Linked DNA regions of Homo sapiens: region 2 is linked to region 1. A link is a loop called in an ENCODE intact Hi-C map of the cell type or tissue named here. Cell type or tissue: Caco-2. All regions are shown on one strand. Each heading gives the region's core, and the rest is flanking DNA. Links, peaks and the distances in the headings are about the cores only. Region 1 holds the start of SMIM36 (small integral membrane protein 36). Region 2 has its middle 13 kb from the start of MMD.

The links. Hi-C counts contacts between places; a loop is a spot of excess contacts. Peaks named below come from ENCODE experiments on the same cell type or tissue, not always from the same donor. Only the 100,000 strongest peaks of a DNase experiment are listed, where the experiment ranks them.
Region 2: a loop joins it to region 1, with 6 times the contacts of the local background. A loop is called at or near these places in 24 of 110 quality-filtered maps.

The regions. Positions count from the first base shown.
Region 1 is chr17:55,509,821-55,519,702 of GRCh38, forward strand. It overlaps SMIM36 (small integral membrane protein 36), which reads right to left and starts at 1,632. Exons shown (of 5, transcript NM_001395421.2): 1 at 1,059-1,632. The coding sequence starts at 1,514. The coding sequence ends at 1,233. In Caco-2, for the core only: a CTCF peak has its summit at 4,381 (motif pointing left); a DNase peak (open chromatin) is centred at 4,371.
Region 2 is chr17:55,429,434-55,439,315 of GRCh38, forward strand. No RefSeq gene overlaps it. Among named protein-coding and RNA genes, the nearest start is that of MMD, 13 kb to the left of the region's middle. RefSeq lists a silencer at 2,882-3,082. In Caco-2, for the core only: no CTCF peak of the experiment used is centred there; DNase peaks (open chromatin) are centred at 3,908 and 4,528.

The DNA.
Region 1 (9,882 bases), core at 2,197-7,196:
AAAAAACATACCATTCAACATCAACAAAGAGAGTGAAGGGAGAGCAGGCAGTGTTCTGGGGACAGATACACCAAGCTGTGGGGTCTCAGAATTCTTTCAATGAGTTTTCAATAACTTTGTATTGGATCAGGCCGGATTTGAGGATTGGAGATTAAATTTTTTATGAGGCATATGGAAGGAAATATTATCAGTGATCATCATCATAGCTAACCCTGTGTGTCAAGAACTGTCTCAAGTGCTTTTGGTGAATTAACTCATTTAAATAGCCCCAAAAGCTTAGTGGTCCAATCACTATCCCTGAGACACAGAGGTGGCTCAACTTAACCATGGCCACACAGCTAGCAAGTAGAAGAGGCAGGATTTGAACCCAGGCTCCAAGCTTTGTTGTTTTAGTTGTATGCATTCCTTATTCTGTCTTGGAGTTGGGAATAGAACGTGAAGAGCTGGTAGGTACAGAAATAATAATGTTCTGAAGTCTGAACAAGTTCAATGGGGTTGCCTTGACTGGGTGCAGCAGCTCACATCTATAATCCCAGCATTTTGTGAGACTGAGGCAGGAGGATTGCTTGAGGCCAGGAGTTCAATACCAGCCTGGGCAACATAGTGAAACCCCATCTCTACAAAAAAAAGACAGGCGTGGTGTCATGACCTTAGAGTCCTAGCTACATGGGAGGCTGAAGTGGGAAGGTTGCTTGAGCCCAGTTCAAGGCTGCAGTGAGCTATGATCACGCTGCTGCACTTAAGCATGGGCAACAGAGCAAGACTCTGTCTCTTAAAGAAAAGAAAAATAACAACAAAAAACTGGTTGCCTTGGAAAGAAAGAATTTGCAAAGAATAGACTAGACTGGAGTTAGTCTCATTCCTTATCACACACACGCACGTGCACGTGCACACACACACACACACAATATTGCATCCTTTCTCAAAAGTCATTCTCTCCTGTGAGTTGCAAGGACAGCAACATCAGAAATGTACCAGTAACCAACTTCATTATACTACAGCATTGCTGACAGTTTGCATTTGGAGAATTTGACTAAAGACCACTTTGGGCTTCTTACCTTAAACAGTTACTTTTGTCACAAAGAAGGTGACGAGAAAACAGCAAGTAAGACAGAGCTCTCACTTCCTTCATCAAGCGGGATACATGTGCTGAGAGAATTGGAGCCACGATAGGGAGCAGTTTGTCTCTATGGAAAGTCTAGTGGTCTCTCCCCAGTGTCCCTTAGCCAGCCTCATACCATGGTGCTTTTCTTTCCTAGTGGAGCAGGATCCCCCAAAGAAAGGCCAGGCCCCTTTGGCCAGTGGGGCCCAGCGACACTTGGGTGCATCACCACCAACCGGATGGAGGGCTGGGCCTCGAGAGTGGCCTCGGGCGCGTACTCCTTACTGGGATCCTTGCCTCGGCAGTCGTATAGCACGCAGGAGATGAGGAAGACCAGGAGCAAGATGACGTAGCTCGCAACTAGGATGATCAGGTTCAAGGTAACAGGGTCGATCTCCAAGTAGAATTCCATCACTTCTCCCACGGTGGAGAAGTGGGTCTAGAGAAAGGCAATTGGGGTCAGTTTGGGCATTGCAGAGAGCAGATCTTAGAGCATCGGAATAGCTACATTGGCTCTGGAGTAAAAATACATTAATCCCTACTGCTCCAGGAGACCTCGAGGATTAAAGCTGCTCGGTTTAATAACTTAAGCTTGCTGTTAATACCACAGCCACCAAAACACAGAAGCTGTCTGTCATCAGTTCGCCTACACAGAGAGAGAAAGAGAGAGAGAGAGATGGCTCATGAGTTACTGGATCATGGTATATAAGTAGAGCATTCACATAATTCAGCATCCACACAGGCAGTTTGGTGAGCAAAAGTAAGTGTTGTTAATAAGCACTCCATGATGACAGCTAAAAATTGGATTGTCCTGGACAATTGTGCTGTCTTTGTATAAGGGATGTTTAGTGCCATGTATGGAGTGATTTGGAAGATTAGGTCAGTAGGCTTTGGAAGTAAATGTGATTCTTCAACAAGAAGAAGATACTAGTGCCTGATATTTTCACCCTTTCTTCATTTGTTGCCATGTTTCTCATTAGTTAATTCAAAACTACTTTTTGAGTACTTACTTCCTGTGTTTCAGACACTACACTAAGCAAAGGGGATATGGCAGTGATAAGACAGAGAAGCAGGTAGTCTAGCAGGAAAGATAGCCTTTAAACAGATAATTGCACAATTCGCCATTTAAGAACAGTGGAAATCAGTTTATAAGGGACAAATAGAGGGTAAGAGGACAGCGTGTCCCAGTGTGGGTCAAAAAAGCTTCCATGCAGAAGCAACATTTAACCTATGACCTGAAGGATAAGTAGAATTTAGCTAAGTGAGAAGAGACAGGGAAGATTCTTCTAGCCACAAAGAACTGCATATGTGAAGACCCGAAGAGAAAGGAGCCTGGAAAATTGCAAGCACTGAAACAAGGGCAGTGTGACTGGAGCATAAAGAGAATGGGAGCACAAGGTGGGAGAGGTAGACAGGGGCCAGAAGGCACAGGCACTTGTGGGCCATACTCAGGACTTTAGATATGATCCTAGAGCAATGGGATGCCATTGAATGCTTTTGCACAGGGGAGTGACACTACTGAATTTGCATTTTAAAGAGATTCCCAAAGGCTGCCTCAAGGATGCAGAAAAACAAGCAAATTGAGAGGAAGATCAGATACTGATCGGATTACAGTTATTCCTTGATGTACAAATCACTGTCCTGCCTCAGTTGTAGCCTGGTCCCAATAGTCCCGCATAGGCTACTTCATGGGCATGTGCCCTGTGCAGCTGCACAACGTTCCATTCTCAGAAAGAGCTCACACTTGGTTTAATGCTCTGCTGTTGCCATCTTGAAATTCTTAACTTTTCAACTTTGCACTGGGACCCACAAATTACGTATCTGGTCTTGGTCTCATATATGTATTTTTGGCCAGCTAGGGCATCAGTAGCCTTTTCTCCAATAGCTAATAGGACTTTTTGGATACTCCTAGTTAAAAGCTGAAGTTCCCAAAGGTCTGCTGGTTTCTTAGTGTTAAGCTTCAATGGGCTAGTGTCTTCCTGTCAGCCTCCTTTATACTGAGCTTCCATGGGAACCTGAGCATTTGAAGATGTTGTAGTATGGGGTTCTTATGCATCTGGAGACGTTTTTCCAAATAATATCGTCCATGATTCTATGGTCCTGGACTAACTTATGGAATTATAATCCAGAAGATGCATGATTCTGAAACACCATAGATTTAGGGTCAGCCTTATTGGAATCTATTGGGTCTCTTTTGAATACAGATACCTGGATCAACCCTAGATCTACTGAGTTAGAATCTTTGGGACTAGAGTCTGGGGATCTGTATTAATAAAAATCTTCATGGATAATTTTGATCTGCAACCAGGATGGAGAATCATGGCTATAAAAGTAGAAAAAAAGGACGTGAAGAAAATGGGCCAATATGCGGTCACCAGGGCTTTGGTGATCTGTGAAGAGCTATTCCAGGGGGCATTCAACACAGAATTCAACACTGTCCAAGGTTTTAAGTCCGACAGATTCAGAGAATTAATTTTGTGCTTGCAAGGACATAGCTTTTTCTTCCTGAAGGCAGATCTACAGGAAAAGTCCATTTATAATTGGAAAGTTTCTGGTAAGCACAGAATCACACAGCAAGTAGAGTTGTCTGTTGCATCTGTAAGTCACGTGCAATGCACCAGACAGAAGCGAGGCTTTAAAAGGCAGCATTATGTACCAGATGCCTACTTTCTTTTGCCCACTCGGGACTCTAGATTCGTGACTTCTATAGTAAACTGAGTCTGGATAGCCCAGGTGCCTCCATGTAACAATATTTAGGGGAGTTATTTGGTGACTTTAAATAGATGACACAAGGATTGGTTAAAATTGACTCTGAAATGAGAACTACATATAGTTTAGTCCACATTAAATTAAACTGAAATATATGCAACAGATCTGCTCTATTGAGTGGAGTTTTCATATCAGATCTAGGTTTCTCTGTGTAATGGTGATAATCATTAATCATGGTGAGTGATCTGGTCTGGCCTGTCTTCTTAGATTGCCCCCATTCTGCTGATACCCGTGGTGTCCCGGAATGTTTTGTTCAAGGCTATTGTCTTTGGTTCCAGTATCTTATTTCTATTAGCAGAGAGTTTTTTGTTTCTGTTTCCACCAGTGCTCAAAGTTCATTTGAAGTCCAGTCTCATGAAGGCTTCACTTCCTTGCAATGTCTTCGGTGAAATGCTGGGTGCTTGTTTTACTTAATTAACCTGGGTGGCTCCTTTATTCATACTGGGGCTAACCTCACCCATCTTTCCTTCTTTTGCTGTCTTTAAGGAACTTTCCTCTGGTGCCATCTAGTGGCCAAAGCAGGGGCTGCTAAATAAAGAAAAAAACTTGGCAATAGGCAAACTGGGACGGATGACAGGGTGACATAGGTAAAAACAATAACAAGCTGCATTTCAGAAGAACCCCTTGAGGTAGCCTTGACATACTAATTCCTTCGTTTATTACAAATATGAATTGTGCACTTACCATATGCTAGCAAGGTACTAAGCACTTTAGAGCTTGATAATGTGATACTGAAAGCACACTGTATAACAAATGTAGAGCTCAGAGGAAAAAAGGAATTATCAACCCAATTTTTTAAAATGAGAAAATTGAAGCTTAAAGAGGCAGTGGAATTGAATGAGCTTATTCTCATTCCCTTTTTCCCTCTCACCCTCTCATCTCTCTTTTCTACTGCATAAAATATGAATAAAACAGGTACATGCATAACTTATTCTATGGAGCATTCAAGACCCATTGGGCAGGTATTCTATGGGTCTTCAGTTGTTTACATATTTACTTGCAGTGTAGTTCATTTTGATGGCTGGCCTGGAATATTACTTAATAATACCAGATAAATATGTGTCCCATATAAATACATTTTTAGGTAAGTAGAGTTTATTACTTAAAACAAACATATTTTTGTATATCAACTATTCTGGATGAAAATTTATCTCTGGTATTTCAGAGTGCCTTGCTTCCTTGATAAAATATGGTATCCCAAAAGTCTTAGTGCCTTAGAGAAGTGTCAACTTCAGAGGTAAAAATGTTATAAACTTATTTAAAAAAGCATTGGGAGTTTGATTATTTCACAGTTGAGGACATTCAGGCACAGGGACGTGACTTTCTCGAGTCCAAACAGATAGTAAATGACAGAAGCAAGACATTAAAGCAATGTTTTTGAATTCTAGTCTAGTGTTTTTTTTTTTTTTTTTTTTTTTTTTTTGCGCTGGAACTATTGACTAGATAGAATGGAAAGTGAAAGAGGGAAAGATGCTGTAGATGCTAGAAAAGTGAGAAAGGCAATAATGAACAAAACCAAATGCTAGCCATCTAGATTTTCAAAAGTCCACTTGTCCCTCAAATTTATGCTAAGAGGACATAACCTAACTTTCAACCTACCACCCTTCTCAGCCTCCTACTTGTAATCAAGCAGGTGGCTCACTTGGGAGCCTCACCTGGCAGCCTCTGGAGAAATACTGCCATATTTTGTCGCAACTTAAAAGTCTTTCTTTCCATCTATACTGGGTTGAATAATGTCTCCCCTCAAACTCATCCACCTGGAATCTCAGAATGTGGCCTTATTTGGAAATAGGGTCTTGGCAGATATAATTAGTTAAGGGTGAGATTTCACTGGAGAAGTAATGTGCCCTTAATCCAATGACTGGTGTCCTTATAAGCAGGCTGTGTGAGGGCACAGAGACACACAGGGAGGAGATGCTATGGAAAGATAGAGAGAGATCGGAGCGAGACATCTTGCAAGCCATGGAATGCCAAGGACTGCAGGCCACCACCAGAAACTGGAAGACAGGCCTGGGACAGACCCTCCCTCAGAGCCTCCAGAAGTAAACAACCCTGCTGACATCTTGATTCCAGACTTTCAGTCTCCACAACTGTGAGAGAATAAATTCCATTATTTTAAGTCATTCATTTTGTGGCATTTTGGTATAGCAGTCCTAGGAAACTAACATACTACCTATCTAATGTGTGAATAAAACCAGATGTGGCTTGCAGCAAACCAGGAGGTATACCAAGCTCTTTTAGATCCTCTTCTATTTTATTTTGGTGCTTGCCCCTTATAGACTTGAGCTTGGTTCCTGGCTCTTTCTTCTCAGGTATGGCTCCATGAAGAAAACGCATGGGATGAAAGAAAATTACTGTATGTAAAATTTACTTCTATAAAAAACAAAGACCTTCAGTTTAAAATAGCACTTGGCTGGAAGCCCCTGATGTAGCCTTTTATATCTTCCCAGTAAAATTCCTCAGAAGACACAGAAAAAAATATAAAAACCTACAAAACAATGAAAAACAATGTAGCTAGGGATAATATTTTTAAGATGCTATGGTGTTGGTTCTCCCTCTCCTTCCCAAGACTTATTTGAACCAATTTCTCTTCTCCTTCATCATCCAAGATTTCTAAGGGTATTGACTCTCAGGAGAGACACAGCCTGGAAGAGTCAAATTCATCATTCTTGAGCTCCTTTGTAAAATTCTGTACGCTTATACCAAAGTCCATAGACTTTGAGCCAGGCATTGTGGGGGAAAGCAAAGGCCATTTTTAGAACTACAAAATATTGGCTTTGTGTATCAAGAGACCAAAAGCATAAAGTTTATATAACAGGCCAAAATGTAGGAAAGAGAAAGTGAGGAATGTGAACAGTCTTCCTTTTTTTTTTTTTTTTTTTTTTTTGAGACAGTCTCACTCTGTCACCCAGGCTGGAGTGCAATGGCACAGTCTTGGCTCACTGCAAACTCCGCCTCCCGGTTTCAAGCAATTCTCCTGCCTCAGCCCCCTAAGTAGCTGGGATTACAGGCACCTGCCACCACGCCCGGCTAATTTTTTGTAGTTTTAGCAGAGATGGGGTTTCACCATATTGGCCAGGCTGGTCTCAAACTCCTGACCTCAGGTGATCCACCTGCCTCGGCCTCCTAAAGTGCTGGGATTACAGGCATGAGCCACTGCAACTGGCCAGCCTTCCTATTCTTGAGGAAGATTTGAAAAAGGAATTCTAAGGGGAGGTGACAAGAGATTAGATGTTAGTGTGTCCCTGAGAAGACGCTTCTCCCCAACACTCCCTATACCATCTTTTAGAAGAAAGACTATATAATCACCTAGATGGGCACTCCAAGGCAGAAAGGGTTCAGCTTTGATTACATAGTATATTCTTGGAAGACTGCCAGGTTCCTGGAGAAGTCTCATGCCCTATATAACACTGAATGGCAATATGCTGGAATAGTAGAGAACAATGTCCAAGAAAGGTAGCTAACTGGAGAAACCAGGGCTACCTTACTATTGAAGGTATACTAAGATGGTGCAAAGAAAATAATGGAGAGTTTCTAAGACTCTGAAATAGGATTGAGATACAAAAGGTAAGAGATGGGCCTGGCATGTTCGCTCACACCTGTAATACCAGCACTTTGGGAGGCCAAGGAGGGTGGATCATCTGAGGTCAGGAGTTCAAGACCAGCCTGGCCAACATGGTGAAACCCCATCTCTACTGAAAATACAAAAATTAGCCAGGCATGGTGCTGCACACCTGTAGTCCCAGCTGAGGGAGTCCCAGCTTGGGAGGCTGAGGCAGGAGAATCGCTGGAACCTGGGAGGTGAAGGCTGCAGTGAGCTGAGATCGTGCCACTGCACTTTAGCCTGGGCGACAGAGTGAGACTCTGTTACAACAACAACAACAACAAGTTGAGAGATGCCTGATTGAAAAGACTTCATGGTTCTTATTACCAAGGTCACAGAGTGAACAACTCGGGTATATGGAGGTATCATTTAGTGATGTGGATGACTGAAGGAAAGTAAATTTGGGAGGTGAATCAAGAGTTATCCTTAGGATTAAATTGGAGATGGTGAGAAGACAGCTGGATATTTGAGTTCAGATCTTAGTGGAAAAGTCAGTGTTGCAAATATAGATTTTAGACTTATCAATATATAGGTAATATTTACAGTCATAGAACTGAATGAGATGACATTAAAAGAAGGTGTACATTAGGAAGAGAAGAGGAATAAGGACAGAGCCTAGAGTATCCCAACATCTAAATGTTAAACAGAGAGGAAGAAATCAACAAATAATAAAGAGGAGTGAACAGAGAGATAAGAGGAAAATCAGAAGCACTTAGTGTCATGAAAATCCAGGGAGAAGTATGTATCTTAGTCCATTTTGTGCTGCTATAACAGAATACTTGAGACTGGATAACTTGGCTTACAGTTCTGGAAAATGGGAGATCTAAGATTGAAGGGCCACCATCTGGCGAGGGCCTCGTTGCTGTGTCATCCCATGGTAGAAGGTAAAAGGACAAGAGAGAGCATGAGAGCAGAGCAGGACAGGGTGAAGAGGGCTGAATTTGTCATTTCATCAAGAATCTACTCTCTTGATAACTAACCCACTCCCACAATAAAAGGATTAATCCATTCATAAAGACAGAACCCTCATGGCCAAATTGCCTCTTAAAGTTTCCACTTCTCAGCACTGTTGAATTGGGGATTAAGTTACCGATACACGAACTTTGGGGAACACTATTCAAACTATAGCACTGGGTTCAACAAAGGCAGTGACCAACTAGGTTTAAAGCTGCTGAGTGATCGATCAAGTAAAATGAGAATAGACAGTTGACTGTTAGTTTTGAGATTTTGCTAAAATTAGAAGGGGTTTTCATAGGGTGGGATGAGAAAGAAAACCCCTAAAAATAGGTGGAGAAAAGAAGGTAAAAAAGTGGACCGTGAGTAAAAATAATTTTGAGGAGTTTGGTTGTGAAATATTGAAGAGAAATGGGAAATAGCTAGAAAGCAGGGTGTCAGTGAAACAAAGTTGTTTCGTTTTTGTTTTAGATGAGTGATATGAAAGCATCATGCGAGCCCATGGGTTGTGAGTTGTGAAAGGGCAAGTGATAATATGAGAGAGAAAAGGAAAAGTTGTATGAGAGAGAAAAGGATAATATGAGAGAGAAAAGGAAAAGTTCCTTGAACAGCGATGAAATCCAGAGGAAACGTGGAACTAGAGGTAGGGACAATGCTTCCATTTATCAAAAGAGAAGAAAAATAAGTAGGTTTAGAACAGCTTTGGTGGTGAGAATATGAGGTTTGTTTCATCTGATATTTGGGTTTTTTTTTTTTTTCTCTCACCGAGGAATGAGTTAAGATCATTAGCAGAATTTGAGTGGAGGAAATGTACTGTATATTTTAAAAGAGGTGAATTTTTGAAATAGTTATTTTGACAAAAAGGAAGACAAATATCCTAGAGAAGTAGGGTAGGAGTGCTGGGCAGTGTTGAATTCCCCTTTGACATGGGTTGTCATGAATTTAAATTGAGATAGTAGTTCAAAGTAGGCAGATAGTTTGGTTAAGCAGATTGGAGGTTAGTCAGTGAGCAGAATAGAAGGTTGGCGCAAGAGGGTGTTAGGAAGGAAATAGTTCTGTTACTACACCAAAACCTGTACACTGGGTAAGGAGGGATATGAGGGCATGTGGTGTGTGGGTGGAATGTGGCGGGAAATTGTGATAAATGGTGGAGTGAGTGCAATGGTGGTCCCTGTGTGGTCAAAGAGAGTTGGAGCAGAGAAGAGGAGTTGGCACACTGGGAGGACTGGCAGTGGTGCTTCAAGAGGGGTATGACCGGAATTGAGATTCTGAAATTATTTGCAATGACAAGATGTAGGGAAGACCATTAGAGTGTATAGCAGAAGGGCATATCTTTGGAGTTGAGATAATAAAAAATCTGCAGGGGCAGAGCATTGCTGAAATTGTCTAGAAGGACAAAAGTGTAAGAGGGAAGAGAATGAGGTGAGCTAAGTGCTCAAGTCCTTGGTAAGAC
Region 2 (9,882 bases), core at 1,890-6,889, 81 kb before region 1:
TTAAATTCACAATTTAGCACCATTTAAAAATATAAATCTAATGAGTAAAGAGAAACAAAAATAGGACACACACTCTTCCCCAGATCCAGCTCAGATTTGCTGCAATACAGATATAATTAAATCAGTGTAGTAACTTCACCTATTCAGAAACTGAGGAATCTTTTTGTTTTGGACCAACTGAAGGGAGGGCAAGCTGAAAGCTAACATACAAATTCTAGAATAAAGATGTGTATTTTGAGTCCATAGGTCACCAACTTCGTGTCAACAAAAATGGTGACAATGACAAGTCTTAAGAGATACCTTAATGAAGAAATAACATTCATTTTAAACTGCAGCACCATCATTGCTTACCAACAATTTGCTAAGACTCATAATATTTTAAGCAAGTGGTAAGACATGGTAGCTCACATTTGAAATCCCAGCACTCTGGGAGGCCAAACCAAGAGGATCACTTGAGCCCAGGAGCTCCAGACCAGTCTGAGCAACATAGTGAGACCTCATCTCTACTAAAAATTAAAAAAATAGCCAGGCATGGTGGCACACACCTGTGGTCTCAGCTACTTGGGAGGCTGAGGCAGGAGGATCATGTGAGCCCTGGAGGTTCAAAGCTGCAGTGAGCTGTGATCGCACCACTACACTCCAGCCTGGGTGACGGAGTGAAATCCTGTCTCAAAAAAATAAAAAAAGTGAGCAAGTTAAGCAAGTGTCCTATACTTTTTTCTCACTTAAAGTTTGCATCAAAAGCCGTTTCTTCACACAGAACTAAGTTATAAAAAAAAATGTTCCTTAGGCTGGGCCCGGTGGCTCACGCCTGTAATCCCAGCACTTTGGGAGGCCGAGGCTGGTGGATCACAAGGTCAGGAGATCGAGACCATCCTGGCTAACACAGAGAAACCCCGTCTCTACTAAAAATACAAAAACAAAATTAGCCGGGCGTGGTGGTGGGCGCCTGCAGTCCCAGCTACTTGGGAGGCTGAGGCAAGAGGATGGCGTGAACCTGGGAGGCGGAGCTTGCAGTGAGCCGAGATCGCACCACTGCACTCCAGCCTGGGCAACAGACCGAGACTCCGTCTCAAAACAAAACAAAACAAAACAAAACAAAAAAGTTTCTTTAGATACAGCTTGATCATGAGGGATTTTATAGTATTTTGAATGAATAAACAAGAGATTAATTATTAAGCACAAGTTACTATGCCACGCACTTTTGAAGATGAGAACTGCAAATAACTATTGGCTCATAACAACCGCTCAGTCCATACCCCTGCACTAAGACTTGACCAATCATAGAATGGTTTCTAGCATGGAAGGCAGCATCACTGAGAAAACCCTGCCCCCTTTTGAGTTCCTGTCAGGAAAATCTCAAGGCTGTCAAAAGCATTTACTGTTTGTTCTCATCAACACCTGACAATAGGCCCCTAACTTCCCTTTCCTAGCACATGAAATCAAAGTGGCTTACAATTCTGAGTCCTTTCTCTGTTGCTTTAAAATGTATACGTATCTCCTACAACTCAGGAGTATCTTTCTCAAGGACCTGAAAACTATTCCTTTGAAATATAATCAGGAAGAATAGGGCCTGGGAGTCCCAGTCTCTGCGGGAGGATAGAATCCTGACTTCCATAATTGCCAGCTAGCAGATGCAGCCAGCCTAATCACATTTACCCTGACTAACCCTTGGTCATTTTTCACTTTCCCTGACTCTGCCTGAGCTGCAGTTGCTCACACTTCCTCCTCCCTTATTTTCCCTTTAAAATGCCCAGTTACCTTTGCACAAATCAGAAGGCAGCCCAACTCTTTCCTTACTGTCAGTAGTTGAATAAAATCTGCTTTCACCTCTTTAACTAATATCTAGCTTTGTTTATCTAAGACAAGTCATAAACCAGGTCTATTCATCTAATAATTTTGACATTGGCTTTATCATCCTTATTTTGAAGAGGAGGAAATTGATCCACCAAGAAATTAACTTGCCCAGTGTCACATTTGTAGTTCATTAGTACTTGAGTCACAGAATTACATAATTATTGAACTGCAAGAAACCTTAGGATTCATCTTGTTCAGCCTTTTCATTTTATGGAGGATTCTGAGGATGACAAATTTAAATTTACAACTCTTACCTGTTGTAAGAGTCAGAATTGGACATCTGGGTAGGGTTGCCAGATTTAGCAAATAAAAATATAGGATTCCCTTTAAGTTTGAATTTCAGTTATCAGCAAATAATTTTTTAGTATAATTCTGCCCCATGCAATATTGGTTGTTTATTCATTATTTATCTAGAGTTCAAATTTAACTTGGGGCTGGATGTGGTAGCTGATGCCAGTAATCCCAGCACTTTGGGAGGCTGAGGCAGGAGGACTGCTTGAGCCCAGGAGTTCAGGACCAGCCTGGAAAACATGGCAAGACCTCGTCGTTACAAAAACAGAAGGGAAGGGAGGGGAGGGCAGGGGGAGGGGGAGGGGGAGGGGAGGGGAAGGGCAGGAGAGGGGAAGGGCAGGGGAGGGGAAGGGGAGGGGAGGGGAAGGGGAGGGGAGGGAAGGGGAAGGGGAGTGGAGGGGGAGCGGGGAGGGAGAAGGGAAGGGAAGGGAAGGGAAGGGAAGGGAAGGGAAGGGAAGGGAAGGGAAGGGAAGGGAAGGGAAGGGAAGGGAAGGGAATTAGCCAGGCATGGTGGCCCAGGCCTGTAGTCCCAGCTACTTGGGAAGCTGAGGCAGGAGGAGCACTTGAGCCCAGGAGGTTGAGGCTGCAGTGAGCTGTGTTCATGCTACTGCATTCCAGCCTAGACAACAGAGCAAAGAAAAAAAAAAAGAAAAAAGAAAAAAATATATATATATAAAAGAAAATATATATATATACACACATATATACTCAGCATTCTGTATTTTATCTGGCAATCCTACCCCAGGGCTTTTAACTTGCCGGGGTCCTTCCCATTCCATAATCTAACAAAGCAAGCTTCAAATATCTTATCATTTATTTGTGGGAAATTGTGGTCATGTCTGCAAGAGTTACAAGACAGGAAGACTATGATTTAGTGATATTGTGGTTTTGATGAGACATAAGACCTTTCTGAAGTTGGGGACAACCCAATATAAGTAATATTTATGAAGGCAGCATAGTTCATTTACAAACTGTCAAAAGACAAAATTACAACAAATTTAAAGATCTTAATTGGCTTTTGTTTGCCATTCTAGAGTTGGGCAACACCTCATTCCATAAAATTGAATGAGTGTTCCTATGAGCTGAGCAGGGGAGGTTAGCTTCTCGGCAAGGGCTGAGGAAAGCCCCAACAGAGAACAAAGAGTAGATTGGTGTTCAAAGTTGCTTTTCTTGTAAAGGTTAAGGCAGAGCAGGCTTCCTAAAACTCGCCTGTTTGGGGAGATGGCTATTATCTCTTGATTTCTTGGTAGGTCAGATAAACAACTCAGTTCCGACATGGTAGCACAGAACATTAGCACGAGTGACTCCATTTTGGTTTGGCCTGGTGGATCTAGTGCAGGGGGAGCTCAGTCCAAACCAATGGCCTCCTGTGAATTTTATTCAGCAAAATAAATCTACAACAAAACTCAATTAAATGTAACATCTCTGTGTCCTGTAAATTTAACTGTATCAGAGAATCACACTGTCTGGGCACTCAAGCTAATAACTATCTGTCCCATCTCTTTGTTGCCAAGTAAGCTTCTCCCCAAAACAAACAAGAGACTCGCTGGCAGGAATCACAGTCCTTGTTGTTGGGGGTGGGAGGTCATCTAGGTCCAAGTGGGCAGAAAAGGTAAAGTCTGGTGAAGCACAAAGACACAGGAAGACTGTGAGCCAAGACTATGGAGAACAGCCCAGGAGAATGTTTCTGTTGATGAGTAAACAGAGGCTTGGACAAGGTAGATCTGTCTTACTGATAAAGGGACTGGTGCTTCCAGAGTTGACTCATTAGTGAGAACAAAGGAATGCGGGTATTTTCTGGCAATACCTGTAACTTTGTAAACAGAGATGTGAGAGAGGGCAATGCCAGCGTGATAGGTAGCATTACTTTTTTCTTTACTGACTGGCTTACCACCACCGATAACAGTCACGGTTTACACACAAGCCCGAAGGAATGCTAAGCTTAAAAAAAAAAAAAGTTCCACGTTTGCATGGCCTTTCCACTGAGCCTCAGTCACAACTTTTGGCTGGAGGCAGATGGCAGGTCTAATGTTTTGTTATTGGTTCTTCCCTCCCCTGACACTCATTTTATAAATGAAGCTGCTGAAGTCCAAACACATTAAGGACCAGTTCAAAGTTTCTCCGTTTTAATAACTTGGCAGTGCTAGAGCTCCAATAAGGTCTTCTCACTCATGATCTGCAAAGTGGGAGCTGGCCTGACTTGAGGACTGAGCAATGAGTGTGACTTCTGAGTCCACACTGAACATGGAGACACAGGCTTTTAACAATATACACCAGGTTCTTTTTATGCTCCACTTATTTAGCTAGTGCAAAGGTCAGTTTATCATAAGCAGTGAGGGTTACAAAATCCTAAGGCAGGAAATGTGATGTTGCCAAGCCGCAGGAATTTTATAGCTATGGGGAAATGGGGTTGTCCTGTGTCTTTCTGTGGCTGCCTCATGGCTGTGTAATCTTTCATGTATGTTTCTCCCTTTGCTCCTACCCCATAGTTGTTTTTACGTCTGTAGACTGACTTCCTTTGCTTACTCCTTGGCTTGTCAGTGCCCCATCTTTGAGTCCTTGAGACATTTCACCTTGACTTGCCCTGCCCCGGGGAAACATGTTTTAGTATAGTGGTTAAGAGCATAGACTCTGGAGATAGGTTGCTGGAGTTTGACTATCGATTTAAAACTTCACTTCTCTGTTTTCCACTTTTCTCACCTGTAAAATGGGGGAGGCCGGGCACAGTGGCTCACACCTGTAATCTCAACACTTTGGGAGGCTGAGGCAGGCGGATCACTTGAGGTCAGGAGTTCAAGACCAGCCTGGCCAAAATGGTGAAACCCTGTCTCTACTGAAAATACAAAAACTAACCAGGTGTGGTGGTGCCCGTCTGTAGCTCCTGCTACACGGGAGTCTGAGGCAGGAGAATCGCTTGAACCTGGGAGGCAAAGGTTGCAGTGAGCCAAGATGGTGCCACTGCACTCCAACCTGGGCAACAGAACAAGAATCCGTCTCAAAAAATAAGAATAAAAAATAAAATAAAATGGGGGTAATAACAGCCTCATCTTCACAGTAGTGTGAGGAGTAAAGATATTGTCCTTAAGTACATTGAGCACGTACTATGTGCCACACAGTGACTGGCACATAGTATACACTCAATAAATACAGTTGTTCTTGTTGTTGTTAGTATTGCAACAATTTTAGAGTTTATAGCTCCTACTTGAGTATTTTTAAGTCCTAACTTGAAATCTTAGTGGAGAGAGACAGTGGCTGAGCTCATCTTGTCTCATGAGGCTGTAGGGTAGGTAGGCTTTGACTCAAGATGGAGTGGGGACTGCAGTGGAACAAAGACAGATGATTCATTCACCACTTCATCGGGGGTTGTGGGTAGGAGGCAGATCTTCTAGAAGAGGGGGTGGCTAGCATCTAAAATATGCCTAATACTCAGTATGTGCTAGAATTTGTTCTCAGACATTCAATATCTAATTTTAATAAGTGCTCAAAGCCCCTGGGTTATAGCATCTGCTCTTTCTTGCCCCACTTAAGCTGGATAGGGAACTCTTCCCAATCTTCATTCCAATTAAGTGCTTTCTTACATCCCAGAGAGTCCCATAACCAGCCCACATTTATCAAATGCCTATAGTGTATAAGGCAGCATGGCCTGCACTGTGCATATTGTGGGGGCAGTGACGGTGGGAGCCAGTCACAGGAGGAGAAATAGAGATGAATAAGAAACAAATTCTCTTTCAAGGCACTTAAAATCTGGAGGAATTTACAAAATAACTCTATACCAAGGAAGTGTATGAAAAGTATGGTAATGAAAGTATCAAGTATATAAAGTGTTAAGGTATCACAGAGAGGGATAGACATATTTTATCTACTGGGGTTTTAAAGAAAGTCTTCATAGAGAAAGTCACTTGGCTTGGATGGTAAAGGATGAGAAGATACCAACCAGCAAAGACGAGTGAAAAATATATTGCATACAGACTGGGTGAATACTATGAGTAAGCTTTCAGAGATGGGGACATATCATGCCCACTGGGACCACAGCAGATGGTCTGATTTTGTTCAAGTGTAGGTTATTGACTTAATGGGGAAGAGTGTATTATGTGTGTTGAAACATTGGCATTGTCATGAAGGATTCTGATACCAAGCTAAAGAGTTGGCGTCTAATTTTCTAAACAAGGAGAACCTATGAAAGGAGGAAGGGTGGGTTGCGATGTCTCCCGCCTGTAATCCCAGCACTTTGGGAGGCCAAGGCGAGCAGATCATGAGGTCAGGAGATCGAGACCATCCTGGCTAACACAGTGAAACCCCATCTCTACTAAAAATACAAAAAAAATTACCCGGGCATGGTGGCGGGCACCCGTAGTCCCAGCTACTCAGGAGGCTGAGGCAGGAGAATGGCATGAACCAGGGAGGTGGAGCTTGCAGTGAGCCGAGATTGCGCCACTGCACTCCAGCCTGGGCAACAGAGCGAGACTCTCTCTCAAAAAAAAAAAAAAAAAAAAGGAGGTAATAAAATACCCACTGTTTAATTTTGTTTTGGTTTTATGTTCTTATTTTGTTGGCTGCATGGGCTGAAAAAGTATGTCCATCTAAGTGTATCTTTCTTCCAGCTCCTGGAAGGTAGCAATTATGTAAGTAAGGTGGCTGGAATACTTACCTACCTTATACCTGCCAGGTGCTATTCTAAGCACTCGATGTGTATTATGTCTTCACGGTAACCCTCTGATACATTATTATTCTCATTTTACCAGTGATGAGGCTGGCACTGAGCAGAAAGTAACCTGGTTAAGGTAACCACCTGGAACATAGTAAAACTGGTATCTGGCCCCAGGCATACTGTTATGTCATACTGTTTCCCACTAGTTATGAAATCCCTTTGCAACAACACCTTATCTATCTCAACCAGCAATTCTGGACTGTAAGTAGGGAAAAGAATGTATTGCAAGCTATGCACAAGGTAATGATTTTATAGTCATAATGATTCAAGATGGAGGAGGCCTAGATAATGACGGCCTAATTATCTATAGCATTTTTTCTGGACCTGAGAGATCCAAAACTCAGCCTTTATTCAGACTAAGGATCTAGGAGAAAATCCCTGCCTCAATCAAAGAACAGAGAGTAATTCTCTGAGGGCCTTCAAGCGCTGAATAATTTATGTAGTGATTCATTCCCTTCTTGTGTGAAGCTTTTAGTTTCAAGCCTAAAGAAGATCCAGACACACAGGTGTTTTCCTAGAATCACAGAATATCAGAGTTGGAAGGACTTTAACTGTTCAAGTCAACATCCCCATTCCACATTCAACTCTTAGATCTCCATTCAATTCTTAGATCTCCCAATACCACATTGACATCTGTCTCAACAGTTCTCAGCCCATTTTTCCATTCCCCCACACTCAATGGATAACATTCACATATGAAATACATTACCTCTGCTGATGAGATCAGATAGTTTGTGGGTTCTGTACAATTCCTGGCAGCTAAGCTTGCACCACACCTTTTATTTTCTGCTCAAAGTGAATCAATAATGCAAGTAATTAAGAGGGATGCTATTACAGGCTCAGCCTTGATTGTATTCTAGAGTGCATTTTAAAAGTTAAGAATTTGCATAGTTCGGTATCATTATTAGCCAAAATTACTAGTAACACCCCACTCAGCTATTATTGGTACATAGGTTTTCCGGATGAAAAGTGCTGATCTAACCTATGGTTGAGATCCAGCCACTGGAAGTTCCCCATTTCCGAGGGAAGCCCGTGGCAACTCAGGACAGTTTTTACTGTCAGCAAATTCTTCCTTTTATTCAGCAGAAAAATGTTTCTAACTGCAGCTGGCCGACAACAGCACTGGGAAATCCATTTGTCTCCTGCTCTGCATCTTCCCCTAGTGTTCACAGAAACTGTTCTAAATTTTCACAATTCTCTTCAAGTCTTTGACTCCACTTTCATTTCCCATGCTCAGCAGGTGACCTCCCCTGGGACATGCTAAGTGCTCAGAAAGTGTTTGCTTGGCTGAATATCTCTTCCTCTACAAAACAGTTGACATGAATGCCCCAGCTTCTAGCCCCTAACAAAATCTTGTGTTGCTTTTCTTGCCTCAATCTCAGAGGAAGGGGCTGCTCCCTTCTATACAGCTTATTCATCCACTTGGGCTTTAAATCTAATCCTGTTTGGCTAATTCAGAGACCTGCTTACTTTCTACCCAAGTGCCATTTCCTTTCCTCAAAGGATAACTTCATTCTGAGCAAGTGTTCCATTTTATAAATCTGAGCAGTGAATTTAAGTCTTATCAAAGAAACCCTTAAATCTTTCATTCACATGCTGGGCTATATTCTTAATTTCACTTGCATATCAGGATTACCTAGGGAGCTTTCAAAAATCCTGATGCTCCAGAGAAATGCAAATCAAAACCACAATGAGATAAGATCTCATGCCAGTTAGAATGGCGATCATTAAAAAGTCAGGAAACAACAGATGCTGGAGAGGATGTGGAGAAATAGGAATGCTTTACACTGTTGGTGGGAGTGTAAATTAGTTCAACCATTGTGGAAGACAGTGTGGCGACTCCTCAAGGATCTAGAACCAGAAATACCATTTGACCCAGCCATCCCATTACTGGGTATATACCCAAAGGATTATAAATCATGCTACTACAAAGACACATGCACATGTATGTTTATTGTGGCACTATTCACAATAGCAAAGACTTGGAACCAACTCAAATGTCCATCGATGATAGGCTGGATTAAGAAAGTGTGGCACATGTACACCATGGAATACTATGCAGTCATGAAAAAGAATGAGTTCATGTCCTTTGCAGGGACATGGATGAAGCTGGAAATCATCATTCTCAGCAAACTATCGCAAGGACAGAAAATCAAACAGCACATGTTCTCACTTATAGGTGGAAATTGAACAATGAGAACACTTGGACACAGGGCGGGGAACATCACACATCAGGGCCTGTCGGGGGGTGGGGGGCTGGGGGAAGGATAGCGTTAGGAGAAATACCTAATGTAAATGATGAGTCGATGGGTGCAGCAAACCAACATGGCACGTGTATACCTATGTAACAAACCTGTACATTGTGCACATGTACCCTAGAACTTAAGGTATAATAATAAAAAAAAATCCTGATGCTCAGGCCACACCACAAAATAAAGAAATCATAATGGGCTGGGTGTGGTGGCTCATGCCTGTAATCCCAGCACTTTGGGAGGCTGAGGTGGGCGGATCATGAGGTAGGAGTTCAAGACGATCCTGGCTAACACAGTGAAAACCCGTCTCTATTAAAATTTCAAAAAATTAGCCAGGCATGGTGGTGGGTGCCTGTAGTCCCAGCTACTTGGGAGGCTGAGGCAGGAGAATGGCATGAACCCGGGAGGCGGAGCTTGCAGTAAGCTGAGATCGCGCCACTGCACTCCAGCCTGGGTGACAGAGCAAGACTGCGTCTCAAAAAAAAAAAAAAAAAAAGAGAAATCATAATGGAGTGTGGCAGGGAAGGAGTGAAAACCAGGCATTGCCATTTTTAAAGCTCTTCCGGTGATTCTAGGGTGCATTCAAGATTGAGAACTACTAGTTTTAATTCAAGCCTTGCTGTTCAAAGTATGGTCCTTGGATCATCATCATTACTATCATGTGAGTACTTGTTAAAAATGTAGAATCTCAGACTCCATCTATTGAATCAAAATCTACATTGTAACATGATACCTTAGTGATTCCTATGCATATTAATGTCTGAAAAGCAGTAG